Linked DNA regions of Mus musculus: region 1 is linked to region 2. A link is a contact called in ENCODE Hi-C data. All regions are on one chromosome and are shown on one strand. The core of a region is the stretch at or near the end of the contact, and the rest is flanking DNA. Distances in the headings are between cores, read along the strand shown.

The links. Hi-C counts contacts between places; a loop is a spot of excess contacts on that map.
Region 1: a map of T-helper 2 cell shows a loop between it and region 2 (4-fold over the local background). The contact joins the promoter of Tcf12 here to the promoter of Polr2m in region 2. A Hi-C loop is called at or near these places in 2 of 37 maps with a recorded cell type or tissue (T-helper 17 cell and T-helper 2 cell).

Annotation. Positions count from the first base shown.
Region 1 is chr9:72,109,831-72,114,476 of GRCm38, reverse strand. It overlaps Tcf12 (transcription factor 12), which reads left to right and starts at 2,658. Exons shown (of 21, transcript NM_011544.3): 1 at 2,658-2,901; 2 at 3,643-3,739. The coding sequence starts at 3,665.
Region 2 is chr9:71,484,000-71,488,350 of GRCm38, reverse strand. It overlaps Polr2m (polymerase (RNA) II (DNA directed) polypeptide M), which reads left to right and starts at 2,368. Exons shown (of 4, transcript NM_178602.3): 1 at 2,368-2,667. The coding sequence starts at 2,555.

The sequences.
Region 1 (4,646 bases), core at 1,409-3,908, 630 kb before region 2:
TCAGATTAAATATTTTTTACATTTATTTACTTTGTGTGTATGTGTGTTAGTGCATGAACAACATACTATAGAATGTACATAGAAGTCCAAGGACAACTTTGGGATTTGGTATCTCCTTCAACCATGTACTTCCTAGGGATAGGACTCAGGTGGGGCCAAGACAAAAAACAAAAGTAAAAACAAAACCAACCAACTAACCAACCCCAAAATTATACAACAACAACAACAACCACCCCCACCCTCAAACCCAAGAAACAAATCAACCCACTTTGGGTTATGCAATATACCCAGCCCTAAAGCTCCACTTTCAATATTGAGTCTTCCATATTTTTCAGGAATAGATTTGGCCCATTATTGATGGGAATATTATTTCTTTATTTAGAAACACACAGATACCATTTGAAAGTATAAAAAATTTCATCCTCTAATTTCAAAATTCTAGCTCTCTTTTAAATAAAGCCACATGTACAGAAATATATTTACATATTAAGTAACTATAATAGAATGACTTGATATAGCTTAAAACAGAAGAAATAAATTCAGGTTACCATCAAGTCTAGTATCCTGGATACAATGCTAGGTGCTTATCAGTACCAACCCACAAGGAACTCACAATCTAATGACAAAACAACACACAAAATAAAATTGAATTTTCCACAATAGATATGAAAACCTTCCCCAGTCAGACTTTCAAAGTGAATCCTCTGATGTCCTCTAAAATAGCTGTGTGAGCAGTATAAGCTGCCTCTCCTTTGCCTTGGAAACAGCATACATCTCGCATGGTTTCATGCCACCCCTTCTTCTTGTAGTAATTATTTATCTCAATCAGGGGTTTCTACTCTGCTTTTGATCATTCAATTCTCAGACAAAAGACACACAACTTTTATATTTATAATGACCCTTTAATGTACTAGATCTGGTCAGATATCTACCTTCTAAGCTATTATGTCTACTTCCCTATCAATAACCCCGAGTTGTAACTTGCCACATTTCATCTGGCTGTCCTTAACTCCAAGTGGCCAGCTCTCATGGCCATGTTTTCATGATTCACCTACCCCATGGTGTGCTCTCTTCTCTCTACCTACTACCCTCTCCTCCTGGTTCCTGACTGGGAACCCCAAGCCCAAGAACCAAAACTCTGCCTATCTCTCTTCTGCTCATAGGCAGTGGGTATCTTTATTCACCAATCAGGGATAACTTGGGGACAAGGTTACCTAAGTGCAGATTCTCTCATCCCTGGGGGCAACCAGGCCAGTAGTTAGTATTACAATGCATAGCAGAAGACCAAACCTCAGCATCTTCCCTAGAGATTGTACCACAGAAATATGGCTTTACCAGTTACCTAATCAAATTTCCTGGTTGTTCTGTGACTGCTTTTTGCCTCACTTTTGTATACACCAAATTACGGATAACCAAACCCTGTTCATTTAATCAATGATGCTAGACTTGGCTCAGAACTGTTTGATTTATATTGGAAACATCATCAAAGATCAGATCTCTCCTTGCGAAGACTTTCTTCTTGTCTGTTTGATTTACTCTGGCTAGATCTTGAGTTTGGAAGATGACATTCATTTTTTTTTTTTATAGCATTTGCAAAAATGTTCTCAAAGACTTCAGCAAATTGCCTATTTGTATGTGGGTTAACCATCCGCTAGTCTTAGTTGGAAACGGGATCGTTATCATTTTTTAGGTGAAATCATGCTACTTTGTTTAGGATGGAGACACACTCCACAAGTTGCCAAAGCATGTATGTACCTAAGTGGGACTGGCTTTGGGGGTGAGTAGGCTACCATTAGTTCTGGAATGGTCTATACGGAGGTCCCACATATAAACCTTAATTTGCTTCTCTGGTTGGACAGCTCTGGTTGCAGTAAGTACAGCAATGGCACATTTAACTATCTTCTTTATATGAACTTCTGAGGCCAACGGCTCCTTCTTACAGTCAGGATACTCAAGAGTTGGCCACTGTCTTCAATTCGTTTCTTTGGATGCTTGTCTCGAGTGTTTCTTCTGCTTGGGCCTGGCTGGTCTTCTCTGTGCTCGCAGACCTCAACACAATCACCTTAGCTTCCCCTCAAGTAAACCTTAACTTCCAAGGCCGAATTTTTCCCCTTTTTCTTTGGGGCTTCTTCAGGCCAAGTTCGGAACTTGCTCATCAAGACTTAACTTCCTGGGGCTGTCTCTCTGGTTACAGCAAAGGCCAGGCGCAATCCTTTCCCAGAACTTGGTGTTGCAGCGCGGGGCTCAGGTGGGACGGCACGCTCAGGTGAGCAAGCTGATGAGCGCGGCGTGAGGGGCTTTGCGCTTTTCCCACAGAGTCCGCCCACCACAGCTGCGGCTCCACAGCCGGCCTCGCCTCCCGCGTCCGGCGTGGCTGAGCTCCGGAATGGCTGCGGGTGGCAGATCCAGATGCTGCCCAGCTGCGTCCCCGTCGCGGCACTTCGGGGCGCAGTGAGCTTGAGGAGACGGCCGCCGCCCGCCGTGGGCTTTGTCCGTCCGCCGCTCCGCCCCGCCCCGTGCCTCCCCGCCCCCTCCGCGGTCCCACTTCCTCGGCGCGGGAGGCGGGAGCGCGCCGGGCAGCGAGGGGTTAAGCCGACGCGCTTGAGGCGCGGAGGGATCCGGAGGCGAGCGGAGCTCGGTGCTGAGGCCGCCTCAGCGGAAAAAAAAAAAAATGTCCGCCTGAGGAGACCCACAAGTTCTATCGGGGGGACAGCCAGCCCGCCCGGGGAGCCACGGGCGGCTAAGCCCGAGAGCCGCCCGAGTCGCGCCGACTCAAGCACTCGCGGGGGCCCGAGGCAACGCAGCCGCCGGCGGCGCGTGGGGAGGGGGAAAGCCTGAGCCCGCGCTCCCGGCCAAAGTGAACTTTAATCGGGAAGGTTGGATGCGGAGCCCGGGCGGCAGGTAACCGCGGGCGGCGGGCGGGACGTGCGGAACTCAGGTCCCTTTGTACGGCGCGGAGCCCGGGGCCGCGTCCAAGTTGCGGCGCGCGGCGGGGCGGAGGCGCGAGCTGCGGGGTCCAGGCCCGGGCAGCGGCGCTCGGCCTGCGCGGCGCTCGGGGCTCGGCGCTCGGGGCCGGGGAGCCGCCGAGCCCGCCTCATTGTTCCGCGAGTCCGGGGCAGGGCGGCCCAAGTGGGAGGTGGAGGCCGGGCGGGAGTTTGCGGGGCGCGGACGCGCGTGGGGCGCTCTCAACCAAGCCGGGGACCCCCGCTGGGGACGTCCGGGCCGCAGACGCGGGCCTGCGAGCGGCGCGCTCCCCGCAACTTGTCAGCTCTATTGTTGCTGAGCGAGTGAGTCACTTGGTCTCCGGGTCGCCGCCGCTTTCTCGCTCCCTCGCTGGGCGCGGGCTCGCTCCGTACTCCTCCCCGGGGGCACCCCGAAGCCGAGCCACCTTGGAAACTTGCGGGAGCCACGGAGCCACGCGTGGGCTCCCGTGTCGGAGCGGCTTCCGTCACTGTCCTTCGGGTATGCGTGGGGATCTGGCGTGTCGCTCGGCGCCCCCCACCCCGAGCGCTGCCTCTCTCTCTCTCTCTCTCTCTCTCTCTCTCTCTCTCTCTCTCTCTCTCTCTCTCTCTCTCTCCCTCTCTCTCCTTCTCACGTCGAGCGTCCGGGTGTCCGCGGCTCAGCCTGTCTTCTCTGCCTTAGGACCTGCTAGAAGTGGCTGAAGATGAATCCCCAGCAGCAGCGCATGGCCGCGATAGGGACCGACAAGGAGCTGAGCGACCTGCTGGACTTCAGTGCGGTATGAGAGCTTTCCTCCGCATCTTGGGGTTCTGCTGAGGTTTCCCGAGATCGGGAGCAAGAGAGAAAAGGGGGGAAAGCGACATGGCAGCGGGCAACTCCATCTGCTTTTCAGCGCTAGTTCTCAGGGCTGGAGTCCAGCTCCCCCAAGTTGGACACCTGAACTTTGATGTAATGTCTAGACTTGCAGATTTCAAACTTTAATGCCAGAGGGGTCATTTGATTTAACTAGTTAAAAGAAGAACAATGTAATCATGAGCTCTGGTTGAGTCACTCCCTTCTGATAATTATTAGAGATTTTAGACTTTATATGAAAGAAAAAAAATATTTTTTTTCCTGAAGACTTCTCAGCATTTCCCTCCCCACGACTTCATTTAGCCTGTGGTACCTGAGAGATGCCAGCTTCAAAAAAGCCAACCCCAGCGCTAGAATTCCCAGCCTTGTGAGCTGACTGCTTTAAGTATACATATGCCGTCTGCATATGTAATATGGAAAATGATTTAAAAATAAAAGGTGAAGCTATAGAGCCCATTGCCCTTATTTCTTACTAATGGATTGAATTTCAACGTTAACTGCTCCTAGAAGGCAGGGCCAATACCTGCTGTATTAGAACTGTTATTATCTTTCCTGTATGTGGTAATTTCATCGGACATGATTCTGATTGCAAGTGCTTATTAAGTAATGTTAATGTAATGAGAATCACTTAGGGCCAAAGTGAAGATCATGGGTAAAAATTTACTGTTTAAACTTAATTATCTTGTAATCTTGCCTGTGGCTGGGTTTTCATAGCAAATGTCACCGGTTCTCTCAAGCAATATTAGTAAATAATATCACTTGTTATTGCCAGCCTTGGTCTGAATGGGTCTTCCATTTTTATTTCAAATTCTCTATGAAAATTAGGAACCTAA
Region 2 (4,351 bases), core at 1,119-3,618:
AGTGTGAGATCTGTGATATTTCTGAAGTGTGTCCAAGCCAGAGTACTTGGGCAAAAGGGCTAATGGCCGGAAATTTTAACGCAAAATGAAACAAAAATTAACCTGTGAGGAAGTGCTGGAACAGCTGGAGCTCACAGACAGTGCCTGTGCAGTGAAAACCAATAGAGGCACTGTGTACAGATTGGTGACTTCTTAGAAATTAAATATTCACTTACCCCATGGCTTCTTAAGAAGTTAAACATCCATTTACCCTAGAATGAGGCAGGATAGAAAGAGGGGGAAAGCTATGGCGACGGGCAGGAAGGGAAAGAATCCTCTCACCCCAGAGTCTTGTTGAAGTCTCTTGCCAGCTGAGAAGCAAGAACTCTAGCACACCTGCTTCAAAGGCTGCTGGCAGAGATCCCTTTCACAGAGAGGACTTGCTGTTAAAATAGCAGTGAGCCAGACTTAAGTCCTGGATGTGTTCTGCTTTGAGCGAGTCCTTATTTCTTCCCTAGACATTTTTCTGGGATTTCAAACAAGGCTGTTAACTGTGTTTACAGTGAAGGTGTTCTACCTTCCTGCATCCCTCTGATCTATATTTTCACCTTATCAGTTATAATCTTGTCAGTGTATGTGAGGGAGCTCAGTAAAGAAACTGCCAACATGACTGCTCTGTTATTAGGCTTGGGATTTTTCATTGTGGAATAAGAAAGAGAAACCATCCAGAGGCATCGGAAGGGTCCAGAGCAGAGAGAAAAAGCAGATTGGACATGATTGGGGTAGGGATACAGCAGAGGGGAAGAGAATAATGGAAATAGCAAGAGATAAGTTATAGTGAGAGAGCACAAGAGAAGTGTGGAGTGAAGAAACCACATGGATTAGAAGTAGGAAGATCAGCTGTAGGGAGGACTCCTTCTGGGGATGGTAAAAACACCTCACAAGTTCTTGAAGAATATTGGCTTTTATCTAATCACCAAAAATTCTTCTATCTTCCAAAATGAGTTCATATCTGATATATGGGCTTCCTGAAACCTAACTGTCCAGAACTAACTACATGCTGTGGTCTCTTAGATCTCTTAGCAATGCTTCAAAGATAATTGTTTCGAAGTCCATCAGGTATAAGTGTTATAAAAACAATGAAATGTGACTCTCCCTGAGAAGCCCATGCCCATCTCTGGGTATATGTTCCATTTGAGCACTTTTATATCTCTGAACACTCATACTTAGGCCTGTATGAAAATATTTTTTATTAGACTCCTATTCTCCTAGTCCTGAATATTTTCAGCATCAAAGTTACAAACCCTGGTTTGAAATCCCTAAAAGATTAGAGGAATTTCTCAGGCCGTGGAAGTCAAGAGTGGAGCCGTTCTTCCTTTCTATTCCCTTTGTTAATATGGCTTAATAAGCCCACTCTTAAGAGAAATGAGAGTTTATGTTGACATGAACATCTATTAAAAATGTTGACAGTGACTTGATCTGTGATCATTAAGAACTGAAAACAACTCAAATATCCTTCAGCATAAACACACAACTCACAATGCAATACTGCCTAGCAATAAAAAAGGGGCAGGGCAGCAAAGCCCGAATCAGAAACTGTCCAACTACTTGCCAAAGACGCTGTACTATTTTGCATCCTCTGCTCCCCCATTAGCAGTCTGTAGGAATCTCAGTCGCTCTTCATTATTTCCAACAGTTGACATGGTCGACCTTTCTAATTCCTGATATTCTGACTTGCTCAAATATTCAAATCTTGTTTTGTTTGAGACAGAGTCACTTTGCAACCTCGAATTCACTATGTAGATCAGGCTGGCCTTGAACTCAGTCAGCCAGACTTAAAGGCATGCACGACCATACCTGACTATATTGTTTCTAATATGCATTTTATTATAGCTAGCTATATTGGTCACTTGTTATTTTTTGAAGACTAAATTATGTTAATGTGTGTGTGTTTGTGCGCAGGTGTCTGGAGAAGCCAGAGTTTGTGAAGTGCCCTGGAGCTGCAGTCTAAAGGCATTTGTAAGCTACCCAACAGGGGCACTGGTACCCAAACTCTGGCATACTGCAAAAGCAGTATGCCCTCTTAGCCACTGAGCCATCATTATAACCCCGTTATTTATTTTAACTGTGATTAATGTCCATTCAGGAATCCCTGTAAATTTTTTGTCCAAAACTTTGATTGCTTAATCGTAGATGCGACGCTCTATTACTTTCGTCATATTTTACTTATTAGAAGTGAGTTTGTAAGTCTTTGACTTGAGTGTCCTATATTTCCCAGTGCACAGGCGAAAAGCCGGGAAAGCAAAAGGCCCATCCAGAGAAAGCCCGCCAAACCCAGACGCCTTGGCGGTGATGTAACTTCCGCCCCTGCACGCTTCCTCGGGCGTCCCCTCGTCCTGGCCTGTCCGTTTCCGGCATTTCAATAAAGCTCCCTTCGGCTCGGAGAAGCCGTGCTCTTCCGGGAAAATGGCGACTCCCGCTCGCGCTCCAGAGTCGCCGCCGGCCGCGGAGCCAGCGCCCGCCGTGGGCCCCGCCGGGGATCCCTGCCCGCCGCGCCAGCCGCAGCCCGTGCGCAATGTTCTCGCTGCCCCGCGGCTTCGAGCCCCCAGCTCCCGAGGACTTGGGGCGGCAGAGTTCGGCGGAGCTGCGGGAGAGGTTGAGGCGCCAGGAGAGACTTTTGCGCAACGAGTAAGCGGTGGCCCTGGGGTCGCGGTTGCGGGGGATCGGGATCAGGGAACAGGCTCTCAGGGATCGGGATCCGGGGACTTGGTCTCCCGCCCCGCCCCGCGGCCTGGCGCGCGAAGGTGACCTTGCGTGGCCAGGCCTCCCGAGCCAGGCCTGTCCTGTGCGCGGGCATGGCTCCATGCTGCCCGGCCCTCACTCGGCAGCCGCGCCTGCTCGATTTCATGTTCGCACTACAGCTTTGAACGAGCTCCGGTACCAAAGCCTCTTGATCGGAACGTGTGGGATTTCCTTCTCTCTATCTGAAGCCCCACTCTTTCCCCAACCATAGATTTGGAGAGCGGGCTGGAAAGTTTGGTTCATGCGTAGTGGGGAGAAGATGATAGCTGATTGCCTAAAGGCAGCTTTGTTTAGGAACAGGATTGAAGGAAGACGCCAAAAGGATATTTTCTGAGAGGTTTTTTTTTCAGCAAGGAGGGAAAAATGGACCATGAAGGCAATCGAGGGATTGGGGGAACTGGTGTAATAATTTGGAGACAAATATATATTAATAGTTAACAGGTGGTTGAAGTTTCTGGGGAGCAACAAAGAATAATGGGAAAATTGGGAGAGAGGGATGGATTTTAGGTTAATTTTTTATTTTGGGCGTATTCAGTTGAGGGAGTAATTGCAGGCATTTAGTTAATTAAAAGCCAACCGATTAAAACCCAGAGGAATGAGTATTAGGCACAAGAGAGAGAAGGCTGAAAAAAACCGAGAGGAACTCAGTTGCAGAGAGGCATTAATACTGTTGAAAACGTGGGAATAAATGTATCAGGAAAAATAGAGGACCCAAGGTTTAGCCCCCTTCTCCTGTTTGTTATATAACCAAGGAAAAGAACCAGAAAGGGAATTTTTGTCACTGAGGGAAAGGAGCCAATGACCATTTGGCAGGAGGGGTTCCTACTAGAAACAGGTAGGTATTTTGACTTTTCAAGATTGGGTTGTTAATTTTAGCAGTGAATTAACCTTCTGGTCTTGGAACATTTTTATACTCTTTAAGAGTTATTTGGCATCTCAAAGAACTCCTGTTTATATATGCTGAGTCTAGAAATATTAGCAGTTTGCCAGAAGCAACTGAGAATTCTTTCAAACACAGAACCACATAAGCAAGTCCATCTTCCTTTGTAAGATAGTGATGTTATCCCATTATGTAACCTCTGGCATTCCTCAGTTCATCGGGGTTCAGAGACCATGGCTTAAAACCCACTGGTCCTTATCATATATTTATTGTACAGGCTAACCATGTTTTCCTAAGTGCTTAAGACCATTATTTTATATTTTTAGGAGGCTTGGAATGTATGGGTAGAGTTAAGACCCAAATTTAAATATAAGTTTCAGTTGTTTCTTACACATGGCTTGAAGGTAATTTTATACCATGTTCCTTATAGCTTGGGGGGGCGGGTTGAGGGGTTCAAGACAGGGTTTCTCTGTGTAGCCCTGGCTGTCCTGGAATTCACTTTGTAGACCAGGCTGGCCTCGAACTCATAAATCCGCCTGCCTTTGCCTCCCAAGTGCTGGGATTAAAGGCGTGCGCCACCACGCCCTGCTCATAGTTTGGGTTTTGACTACACCTCATCATCCTGTGGTCAGGTGTGAAACTTTCCACCCTGAGAGAATTTCATTTCCCATTCAGAGCACTCCCTTGGGG